Regions from separate parts of the Homo sapiens genome. Here region 2 is linked to region 1. Evidence: chromatin contacts called from ENCODE Hi-C data. All regions are on one chromosome and are shown on one strand. Each heading gives the region's core, a stretch centred on a gene start or an enhancer-like site at or near the end of the contact. The rest is flanking DNA. Distances are from core to core; before and after follow the strand shown. Region 1 overlaps SDS (serine dehydratase). Region 2 overlaps RBM19 (RNA binding motif protein 19).

Region 1 (6,023 bases), core at 1,547-4,046:
TAGCCAGGCTAGTCTCGAACTCCTCACCTCAGGTGATCTGCCCACCTCAGCCTCCCAAAGTGCTGGGATTACAGGCGTGAGCCACCGCACCCGGCTGGTAGATAGTATTTAATTAGGATTAGGTTTTGACCCCATTACACAGAAGGCCCAAATAACAGTGACTTAAATGAGATTGAACTTTACCATGAAAAGTCAGGGCGCCAGGTCCCTTGAGTTTGTTTCCCCATTATCCTTAGCATGTAGTGTTTCAGTCCAAAATGGTTGCCTGAGTGCCAGCTATCACACCCACATTCCATTTGGCAGGGATGGGGAAGCAAGGGCAGAAGGCTATGCTCCAACCTTCAAAGACAGACACAACACTTCCACTTACCTTTCGTTGGCCTGAACTTAGTCACATGGCCACATCCAGCTGCAAGGGAGGCTGGGAAATGTCTTTACACCAGGTGCCCATAAGTGCAGCTAGAAAAGACACCGGGGCAGACAATAGTCTCCCCTACAGATAGGGAAGACTGAGCCCAGCCAGGTAAGAACTTCTTCCAGATTCCTGAGCCTGGCATCTGGAGCTGCTGTGTCCCACACTGTAGGGACTGAAGACGTCATGGCTGAGCGCCTACTGTAAACCACGTGCTGCTGAGGGCTGAGGTGGCTCAGGCCCTCAAGATGCTCCTGGGGAAGGGAGAGGGGGCAGCTGAGCTGGGAATAGAGCTAGTGGTCACCCCAGGAAGCTGGGGACAGCGTCAACACATTGGTTACCAGTGCAGGTCTTGAAGTTATACAGATCCTGCTTGCAGCCCCAGCTCCAGCACTCCCTAGGTGTGTGACCTTGGGCAAGTGACTGTACACTCTCTGCCTCAGTTTCCCCTTTCCAAAATCAAACCAATTAACAACAGCAGAATTCTTGTGTGAATTCAATAATGCTTGTGAAGTGCTTGGCACCTAACACTTTCTCAAGAAGTACTCAGGGCGCTTGTTACTAGCAGGGAGGACTATTTGAGAATTCCACATAGGGCCGTGGGACTCAGTACTCTCCCAGGAGGACTCCTTGGAGGAGGTGGCCTTAATCCTGAGCCTTGAAGGACACAGCAGGATGTGGGCAGGCAGAGTGGTGCTAAGCTTCATGAGGGTTAACCAGGTAGCGGTTGTAACCCGGAGCAAAAGCAGGGAGTCCTAGCAGGGAACAACAAGGGTCCTCTTAGGCATTTGCTCCTGACTTAGTGTTGATCAGAATATGACGCTGTGCCGAGGCAGGAGGATCACTTGAGCCCAGGAGTTCAAGACCAGCCTGGGGTCGGGCATGGTGGCTCATGCCTGTAATCCCAGCACTTTGGAAGGCCGAGGGGGGTGGATCACCTAAGGTCAGGAATTCGAGGCCAGCCTGGTCAACATAGTGAAACCCCATCTCTACTAAAAATACAAAAATTAGCCGGGTGTGGTGGTGGGCACCTGTAGTCCCAGCTACTCGGTAGGCTGAGGCTGGAGAATTGCTTGAACCCGGGAGGCAGAGATTGCAGTGAGCTGAGATCGCACCACTGCACTCCAGCCTGGGCAACAGAGCAAGACTCCGTCTAAAAAAAAAAAAAAACAAAAAAACAACAAAAAAACAAACAAAACAAAAACCCGCCTGGGCAACATAGTGACACTCAGTCTCAAAAAAATTAAAAAAATGATACTAAAGAATATACTATATGATGTCAATTCAAACACTCTGCACCTTATTAGAAGACCCCACTTGGTTTGGGGATCCCTGAGGCTTTTCAGGGTTTTACAGCTGCAGAGGTGATACCTGTCCCCCTGCCCCCAGATGCATTGCCTTCTCTGTCTCACATCCATCTCCTTCTCTCCCTCCCTGCCCCCATCTCTCTCCTGTTTCCCCCACTCCCATCCTCTTCTGGGTTCCCACTTCTCTCAGTGTTGCCAAGGCCCTGGGCGTGAAGACTGTGGGGGCTCAGGCCCTGAAGCTGTTTCAGGAACACCCCATTTTCTCTGAAGTTATCTCGGACCAGGAGGCTGTGGCCGCCATTGAGAAGTTCGTGGGTATGTGCCAGGTCCTCCCATGACCTGACCTGCTGACTCAGGCGCTAAGTGGCTGTCCACTTGGTATGCCACTGGGGATCCCACTCACCCCAAGTTTCCTTCACAGTTCTGTCTTCCACCTCTGCCTAGAATTTTCCATTAATAGAAGATAATACAATGCCGTGTAGAAATAGAAAAGCAAAAGCCACACATAATGGAAAAGTAAATAGAAAAGTAAGCCTGATAACCATAGCAGCAGAAAACAATAAGTGAATATTTAAAATGTTGCTTCTGAGTTTCCTGGCAGCCAGGGTAAAAAAAGGAAAACATGGGGCTCAGAGTTTGATTCATTCAGAGGTGAGTCTGTAACTAGGCTGGACTCTTTCTGGGTTCCGTCTAGGGCAGGGATGGCAAAAAAGAGAGAAAAAAATAGTACCATTTATGCTTCTGTACCTGCTGCACACTTGGCTAATCAACCATGGAACTCTTGCTCAGATGATGCCTCAGAATCCTTCTCAACACAGTGCTCACGCAACCACACTCATTCTATCAGTGTTAGCACTCATGATGAAACCCAGGCCCTGGCTCAGGCTTGGAAGGGCCAATTCAGGCCGATGACGGGACGTTTGGTTCAGGACCTGCGGCTGCAGCCAGGGCTGAGAGCTGATTGGCTCAGTATTCCCAGGTCCTGCCAATGGCCTGTCAGCTCCTGTGCACCCTGGGAAACTCAGGCCACGCCCCTGTCACGCCCCTTCTCTGGCAGATGATGAGAAGATCCTGGTGGAGCCCGCCTGCGGGGCAGCCCTGGCCGCTGTCTATAGCCACGTGATCCAGAAGCTCCAACTGGAGGGGAATCTCCGAACCCCGCTGCCATCCCTCGTGGTCATCGTCTGCGGGGGCAGCAACATCAGCCTGGCCCAGCTGCGGGCGCTCAAGGAACAGCTGGGCATGACAAATAGGTTGCCCAAGTGAGGACGGACCCCTTACCGATCTGTGCTCTCCTAGCCCAAGAGACCCCTGGAGGGGCTGGAGTTTTATCCAGCGCCTCGTCGTATGTTTGGCTGAGCACCTGTGGCCTGGGTGCAGGTTAACTTCTTGTTATCAGGAGCCCACTATGCAGAGGCCAAAGGTCGGCAGCCAGCGAGGCTATGAATTGGACCTTTTTGGTATCTGTGTGACTGCTCTGTGCCCATCCTTAGCCAACTTGCTGGCGTGACAAGTGCCCACAAGTAACACACCAGGTACCCAGAGCAGGGTGGACAGGAGAGACCTGAATCACAGCAGTGAGGAATTCCTCAAAGCTGTGACCTCGCCCCTGAACTTGTTCCCAGTGAAGGTCAACAGGGCCACCAACCAGGGTTGAGGAACCATCTCAGCCATCCTCCCAGGAAGCCCACCCCTGACCCTTACTAATTTTTCTAATGTGCAAACTTTTTCATTGAAAAATAAAATATATTTATGAAACAAAGATCCTGTGCATTTTCCCATCATCAGCTGTCTCCTTTCCTGCTTTCCTTCCACCCCAAGTCTGCTCTCAGCCCCAGCTCTCAACTGGGGCCCCAGAGTGAGGCCAGGAGCCTGACTCCAGCTAGTCTTGCATGCCAGGACAGGGGCATCCCTGTACCACAGGAAGCAGGTGGCTAAACAAGAGGGACTTGGGGTGGGACAAAGGCTGCCTCCGCTGAAGGCAGAAGCAGCTGGGGAGGCCAACTTCATTCTGATATGAAGTCCTTCCTACTAAGTCAGAATTATTTCATCACAGACCCAATGGAAGCAAAGAAGTGAGGCCCCCTCCCCTGGGCGTGTGTGAGCTGACACTGGACACCCATCTCTGGGAGAGGGAAAGGGTGGGTGGACTTGAAGTCAATGTCATGCAAACCCTCCTCAAACATGGAGCCCTCTCTTCCAACAAAAGCATATGCTGAAGCCCGTATCATAGATCAAAGAGGAATTACTGGGGCTGGCTCCAGAGCATGGAGGGAACCCCACCCTCAGGGTACTTTCTGGATGACCCCAAGTTCAAACTGAAGTTTAAGAGTCACTCAGGGCTGGGCGCAGTGGCTCACGCCTGTGGGAGGATCGCTTGAGCCCAGGAGTTCAAGACCAGGCTGGTTGGCACAGTGAGACTCTGTCTCTACAAAAAGGAAAAATAACTTGAACCCAGGAGGCAGAGGTTGCAGTGAGCCGGGATTGTGCCATTACACTCCAGTCTGGCGACAGAGTGAGACTCCGTCTCAAAAAATAAATAAATAAATAAAAAGGAAAATAAGATAAAACCACAAGTCAATTCCCAACCCCAGACCCCAACCTTGCTTTATTTTCTCCACGGGTTTACCAGCACTGACACACTGCATATTTCATTTATTTTGTTTACTATCTAGTCAATGTAAACTTCACAAGAGCAGGAATGCTTCTGTCCCTTTTGTTATAAAGTATCCCCGGGACCTCATAACAGTGCCTGGCATGTACTAGGGGTTCAATAAGTGTTTGCTAATAAAGAGATGCTGAGTGCATGAGGCCCCAAGTGGGCTGCATCACATCCCCCAGGGAAACGCTGCTCACACCATTACCCCATTTCACAGATGAGGTAATCGAGGCTCAGAGAGGAGTCCATAGCTAGCTAATAAGAGGTGGAGACAGAATTGAAACCCAGGTCTCTGACTCCAGGGCTGTGTGCTTTCCTCTCTCCAAGCACACAGCACTGGGAGAGTCTTGTCTCCAAGGCAGGCTGCATGAGATCAGACAGGGAGAGAGCCTTTTTTTTTGTATCTGTCTGTATACCACAATATGGCTTAGGAAGGTCTTGGTGGTTAACAAGGCTCCCAAATAGGACCCAGAACACAGGTGCTCAATAAACATCTGGATGGATAGATGGATGGATGGATATGAATGAATGGATGGCTGATGGATAGAAAATAGATAAATATGGATGCATGGGTGGATATTAATGAATCTGCACAGACCCGTGTGTGGATGGATGGGTGATAAATGAATAGGTAGGTGGATGGACGGGTGGGTGGGTGGATGGATGAATGGATGGATGAGTGGGTGGATGGATGGGTAGATGGGTGATAAATGGATAGGTGGACGGATGAGTGAATGGGTAGATGGGTAGATGGATGGAAATGAACAGATGGAAATGGTTGGATGGGTGGATAAATGGTTGGAAGGATGGATGGATGGGTGAGTGGGTAGATGGATGATAAATGGATAGGTAGGTGGATGGATGAGTGAATTAGTAGATGGGTAAATGGGTGGAAAATGAACAGATGGAAATAGTTGGATGGGTGGATAAATGGTTGGAAGGTTGGATGGATGGGTGAGTGGGTAGATGGATGATAAATGGATAGGAAGGTGGATGGATGAGTGAATGGGTGGATGGGTAGATGGATGGAAAAACAGATGGAAATGTTTGGATGGGTGGATAAATGGTTGGAAGGATGGATGGATGGATGGGTAAATGGGTGATAAATGGATAGGTAGGTGGATGGAGGAGTGAATGGGTGGACGGGTAGATGGATGGAAAATGAACAGATGAAAATGGTTGGATTGATGGTTGGATGGGTGATTGGATGGATGGATGGGTGGATGGGTGACAAATAGGTAGGTGGATGGGTGGATAGGTGAGTGGGTAGATGATTGGGTGGGTGGATGGATGGATGCGTTGGCAGATGGGTGGATGGATGAATGGATAGGTAGTTGGATGGGTGGGTGGATGAATGGGTGGGTAGATAAATGGGTGGGTGGATGGGTGATAGATAGATAAGAACTTCGTAAGCCATGCTGTGGTATACAGACCAATACAAAAAAGGATCCCTCCCTGTCTGATCTCATAGGTGGATGGATGAGTCAATGGCTGGATGAGTAAATGGGTGGGTGGGTAAGTGGATGGAAAATGGACAAATGAGGCCAGGTGCGGGGGCTCACATCTGTAATCCAAGCACTTTGGGAGGCCAAGACGGGCGGATCACTTGAGGCCAGGAGTTCGAGACCAGCCTGGCCAACATGGT
Region 2 (6,023 bases), core at 689-3,188, 570 kb before region 1:
GGATTTTTAGCGTGGCTGCACTTCCTTTTCTTCCCAAATTCAGCTTTGTTGCACTTCACAGTGTAGTTGACTCTCTTATCATTGTTTGTCTTATCTCATGAATGAAAGAATAATAAAAACAAGGGCAGTTGCAGCTGACACTTGGAGAGTTTACTGTGTGCCAGGCACTGTTCCAGGTGCTTTAGGTAAAGTAACATTTAATCCTCACCATATCCCTGTGAGGTAAGTTTTATTTTTACGCCCATTTTAAAGGTAAAGAAACCAAGATACAGCGAGGTACAGGGATTTGCCTGAGGTCACACACTGGTGTAATTTATAGAGCAGGGATTGAATTGAGCAATCTTTAGTTTAGGGATTGAATTGAGGAAATAATTAGTAGTGAGTACTTGTGATATTGCTGACACTGTAGATAGAGGTGGATAAGCCTGTGTCCTTATTTTTAATGGGACTTGCAGGCTAGCAGAAAAGAGAGGCACCAGATCATTACGATGCAAGGTGCATCACTGACATGTGAACCGAGTGCTGTGGGAGCACAGTGAGGGTTGGTTATCTCGTCCATCTAAGGCATCTAAGAAAGGCCTCCTGGAATAGGAGATGATTGAACTGAGAATGAGGAGTTAGCCAGGGCCTGTCTTGGGAAATATCACCCAGAGGGGACAACCAAAGTAAAACCTCGGAAGTGAGAAGGCTGTGAGAAATTTGTCAAAGCGTGGTGCTGAAGAGGTTGGTCAGGGCAGATCTTGAAGAATTGCATGTTTTCCTTTAGGTGCTCGTCCTTGAGACTTTGGTGCCAGAAAGTCACCGAAAGGTTTTTGGCAAAGGAATGATGGATTCAGACTTGAGCCAGGTCTCTCCCAGGCACTGAGGAATTGAATTCACTGTCTTATATTTCTGAATTGAGTCACAAACCTTGATTCTGTAGGCCTTGGGCAGATCATTTATCCCTTATGAGTTTCATTTTCTCTATAAAATGTGGACAAAAATTCCTAACTCACAGTGTGATTGAGATTTTGATTAGATCAGTTAGTAAGAAGCTACCTCAGAAAATGTCATCTTCTGGCTGGACTGCCAAGGCCTCTAGCTTCTTGCATTTTCAAACTTATTTTGGCTGTTCGTGGGGCCCTGAATGTCCCCTCAACTCCACTACCACACACACAAATATCCCAGTATCTGCTTAGAAAACTGAGTTGTGAGGGTAGCCTGGCTGCAGTGAAGATGGTGAGAAGCCAGGAGCCTGTTTTCCATAGTGTGGGGCTTCTTGACCAAATTATAATAATAGTGTGTTAGTTTTTTAGTGCAGCTATAGCAAATTAGCACAAACTTAGTGGCTTAAACAATCCAGACAATCCTTATCTTACAGTTTTGCAGGTCAGAAATCCTAAAATCAAGGCTTTGGCAGGGCTGCAGTCCTTCTGGAAGCTCTGTGGGAATATCTGTCCCTTTGCCTTTTTTCAGCTTCTAGAAGCACCTGCCTTCCTTGGTTCATAGCTATATACTCCATATTTGGAGCCAATAGCATAGCATCTTCCAATCTTTCTGTTTCCATCTTCTCTGATCTTCCCGCCTCCCTCTCATAAGGACCCTTGAGGTGACATTGGACCTGGCTGCATAATCCAGATCATCTCCCCATCTCCATATCAGTCACACCTGACAAGTCCCTTTTGCCTTGTAAGGTAACATATCCACAGTTTCCAGGGATTAGGATGTGGGCATCTTTTGGGGGGGCTTTATTAACAAAGATATATATAGCTTACCATGCCTGTTCATTCTTTCATTTATTCCTACAAGTATTTATTAGGTATCTACTATGTAGCAGACGTAATACTGCTTCTGTAATTGGTCTTATCCTCATAGGAGCCCCATAGGGTAGGAAGATGTCATTTGCAGCCATTATGAGTCATGATTTCCACATCAGTGAGTGGTTAAGGGACTTTCTCAAGGCCACACAACTCGTGCTAGAGTCAGAGCTGGAACCTGTTGTAACTAGAAAAGTACACTCTGCCCCTCTTCATCTAAGGCCACCCTTGGAGAATCTCGTGGCCTCAGGTTTCCAGCCCATTTTGTCCCCTTGCTCTGGGGACTTTCCAGTTCGTCTCTCATTCCTTTCCCTCTGTCCTAGATGAAGGAGGAGCGTTTCAGGCAGCTGTTTGCCGCCTTCGGCACGCTGACAGACTGCAGCCTGAAGTTCACCAAAGATGGCAAGTTCCGCAAGTTTGGTTTTATTGGCTTCAAGTCCGAGGAAGAGGCCCAGAAGGCACAGAAGCATTTCAACAAGAGCTTCATCGACACATCCCGGATCACAGTGAGTGGGCAGGAGTCTCACCCTTACCTTCCTGTCAAGTGTGACGTTGTTTGATCTTTCACTCAGCACTTGAGTTCAAAGACCGTCCCTCTTCACTTTGTGATGTCTTTGGTTTTCTTCCTCACCGATTCACACACTTTCATGTGCATACAAATCACCTGAGAGCTTATTATAACAGCTTCCTGGGCCCGTCCCCAGAGCATCTGATTCAGTGCATGGAGTCAGGACCCAAGAATTCACACATCCAACAAGCCCTCAGGTGACGACCATGCTGCTGGTCTGAGGCCCACACCTTGAGAACCACAGCTCTACCTCATCCATTCACTCATGCATTTAGCAAGCACTCAATGATGCTGGGAGTTTAGAGAAAAAGGTGATGCCTCAGCCCCTGTCCTCATGGAGCCTGCTGTCTCTGGGCAGGCAGGGGGCTGACAGGTCAGCAGGCTGCTTTGGCTCAGTGACATCAGTGCTATGATAGGGTGAGCCCCAGGGACTGTGGGAGAACAAAGATCTATAGCCGGACCAGGGAGGAGTCAGGAAAGCTTCCTGGAGGAGTGGGCTCCACTCAGGTCACTCGTGTATTTAGTGACTTCGTAAAAACATCTCTAATGCTTTGTTGAGAAGGAAAAAACAGATGATGGATAAATATATATATGTCTCGTGATCCTATATAGACACAATCGTATTCCTCTATCCATACATATATGATAAATGCATAGAAGGCCATAGGATAGGATTTGTACCAAAATACTAATCATTCCTCTCCATGAGTGATAGGAATTGGAGTACATCTTTTTTAACTTCCATTGTACTTTTGTATATTATTTGAATTTTGTACCGTGAGCATGTCATTATTATAGAGATAACAAGCCTATTTTGGAAGTGTGCACAAAAGGGATTGTAACTGGCCAGGTGTGGTGGCTCCTGCCTATAATACAAGCACTTTGGGAGGCTGAGGTGGGAGGATCACTTGAAGCCAGGAGTTCAAGACCAGCCTGTGCAACATAGCAAGACTGCGTCTTTACAAAAATAAAAAAAAAAATTAGCCGGGCATGGTGACATGTGCCTGGAGTCCTAGGTATTCAGAAGGCTGAGACAAGAGGATCACTTGAGCCCAAGAGTTTGAGGCTGCAGTGAGCTATGATCATGCCACTGCAGTCCAGCCTGGGCAACGGAGTGAGACCCTGTGTCTTAAAAAGGATTGCAACCAGATGGCAGCTCCTTCCCCCAGGGGCAGTGGTTGGTTGACCAGCGTCAGCCTTAACTGTGGCTGGGAGTGGCTTGCGGTGGTGGATGCCCCAGTAACCAGCGCTCTCAAAGTCCTCTCAGAGGAGTGTATTGGAGGTTTTAGGGCCTGAATAGTGCGTCAGCTCAGGCTGGGTCTCCAGTACTCTTCCGTCCCTCCAGTGGTCACCCCAGTGCCCCTATCACCCTAGAATTGTTCTCTGGAGCCAGATGAGCTTACTTTATGATAATTAACCCAGGGCAGTGTGGGGTAACTGTGGTAGCCACTGCCCCACATTACCCTGCCCAGAGCCTGGTTGAGTGCTTGGCCCAGGTCATCTCATGCCATCCTCACAGCCGCCCGGTAGAGTGGATGGTTAAGAACTCAGGTTCCAGAGCCCAGAGACCCCCTGAGTTCCAGTCTTCACTCTGTCACTTATTACCTGGGTAAGCCAGGGAAATTGACTTCTTGATGCTCCAATTTCTTGATCTGAATTGTAGAAAGTCATAGCTGTCACTGACATGAGAGGCTCGGTGTATCAGTACTTGCAGAGCACTTCAGACAGTACCTGGCATGTGGAGTTCCTCAGTAAGTGGCAGCTATTACCATTACAGTATTACAGACTCATAATGATAGACTGTTAGAGTATTGTATTCTAGACTTGAAGGGAAAGAAAGCCCAGGCTAAGGGGTGACGTGTAATCTACTTCAGCAAACTCAGCTAGGCAGTGACAGTTGTCTGAAATGCCCGAGCTCCCAGGTGCCGAAGGGCAGCACCCAACGCCTGGGTGCCATGGCAGGTGTGAAAATCACTCTCTTTCCCACACAGGTGGAGTTCTGCAAGTCATTCGGGGACCCGGCCAAACCCAGAGCCTGGAGCAAACATGCCCAGAAACCAAGCCAGCCCAAGCAGCCTCCAAAAGACTCTACTACTCCAGAAATTAAGAAAGTATGTAAAGGGTCACTCTAGCCTCTGTCCCCACTGCCAGCAGGGTAGTCACTCACTTTTGGTTCCCAAAGATGGGCCCTCCCAGGTCAGTGCAGTTCTGTTTCCCAGCTCTCTTCATCTGTGTGACCCTCACTCTCTGTGCCTTCTGTTTTCAGGATGAGAAGAAGAAAAAGGTGGCAGGTCAACTGGAGAAGGTGAGTCTGTCCTGTTGCCCAAGGAGGAGAGAGGGTGGGCAGCAGGTGGAAGAGGGTGGAGACTGGAGAGGGTAGAGGCTGGGAGAGGGTGGAGGCTAGGAGACCGTAGAGGCTGGAGAGGGTGGAGGCTAGGAAAGGGAAGAGGCTGGAGAGGGTGGACACTGGGAGAGGGAAGAGGCTGGAGAGGATGGAGGCTGGCCCTGGCAAGCAGAGCTGTGCCTCTGGTCTCCCCTGGCCTTGTCTTCTTGTCCTCTTAGTTTTGTCTAGTGAGGAGTCAACTCTGCCTTCCTCAGAACTGACCCAGCTGAACCTCGGGGTCCTCCAGAGAATGGGGGAAATTAGCTTGAGGGATCTTCTCACCCTCTTAAGAGTTAGAAAGATCAAGCCCCACCTGAGCCTTCTCTGCCTCTTCCTCTCTCTTTTTCCCGTGTCCCTGCCGCCCGGGTTCTGGTGCCACCAGCTGAAGGAGGATACAGAGTTCCAGGAGTTTCTGTCAGTTCATCAGAGGCGGGCGCAGGCAGCCACTTGGGCGAATGATGGCCTGGATGCTGAGCCCTCGAAAGGGAAGAGCAAGCCGGCCAGTGACTACCTGAACTTCGACTCCGATTCTGGGCAGGAGAGTGAGGAGGAGGGAGCCGGGGAGGACCTGGAAGGTGAGGGCATGGGGACTGTGTGCTCCATGCGCACGGACCTGTGCTTGCCATTGGGCTAACCGGCACTGGGGGCCCCTCTGTGCAGACTCTAGGAGTCAGGTGAGCCCTTGAGCTCTCCATTGGGGGTGATGATCCCTCTGCAGGTGCATCTGTCTTCACTGATCCTAGTTGTGTATTCAGTCAGTCAGTCAACAAATATTTCTTGAGCACCTATTATCTGCCAGGCATACTTCAGGCATTGGGACCATGTTGATAAGCAAAAGACAGAAGGGTTTATTCCCCTATGGAGCTGTGATTATGGTTGTGGAGAGAAACAATAAGCAAATAAGTCCACTGTTGGGTATATCATAGGATGATGAATGCTACAGAGAGAAAGCAGGAAAGGCGACAGGAGAATTATGAGGGAAGGCCTCCCTGAGGAGGTGAGGGAGTGAGCCTTTGTCCTCAGAAGGGGTTTGTGGTGTGGGGGAGGCCTGGTGGGCAAGAAAACAGTTGCAACACAGGAGGGTACGTGCTTGGTGGAGAACTGGGCATCTATTTGGGTCTAAAGGTGAGAAGATGTACATTTAGTGCAGTTATGCCTGGTAACGTTTCTGCACTAAGTTCACATCCGAGGAACTCAGGGGACTTAGTGGGACACGGTAGGGGAGGGGAGAGGAAAGGGGTTCCAGTCAAGGGAACAGCATCGCAGAGACACAGAG

What was found. A loop is a pair of places that touch in the nucleus more often than their neighbours do. Pooled maps may share reads with other maps.
Region 2: a loop to region 1 is called in a pooled map, with 5 times the contacts of the local background. The contact joins two enhancer-like sites. A Hi-C loop is called at or near these places in 2 of 50 pooled maps.

Annotation. Positions count from the first base shown.
Region 1 is chr12:113,389,903-113,395,925 of GRCh38, reverse strand. SDS (serine dehydratase) reads left to right here. Exons shown (of 8, transcript NM_006843.3): 7 at 1,910-2,034; 8 at 2,777-3,481. The coding sequence ends at 2,985. PLBD2 (phospholipase B domain containing 2) reads right to left here. Exons shown (of 12, transcript NM_173542.4): 12 at 4,297-6,023. Among named protein-coding and RNA genes, the nearest start is that of SDS, 11 kb to the left of the region's middle. RefSeq lists an enhancer at 2,513-2,712. Within about 2 kb of position 2,796, at least 2 of the 41 ENCODE cell types and tissues checked have a DNase peak (open chromatin) inside an H3K27ac peak, as active enhancers do.
Region 2 is chr12:113,958,511-113,964,533 of GRCh38, reverse strand. It overlaps RBM19 (RNA binding motif protein 19), which reads left to right. Exons shown (of 24, transcript NM_016196.4): 2 at 2,120-2,302; 3 at 4,356-4,475; 4 at 4,631-4,669; 5 at 5,130-5,322. Among named protein-coding and RNA genes, the nearest start is that of RBM19, 4.8 kb to the left of the region's middle. RefSeq lists enhancers at 1,758-1,807, 1,948-1,997. Within about 2 kb of position 1,938, at least 2 of the 41 ENCODE cell types and tissues checked have a DNase peak (open chromatin) inside an H3K27ac peak, as active enhancers do.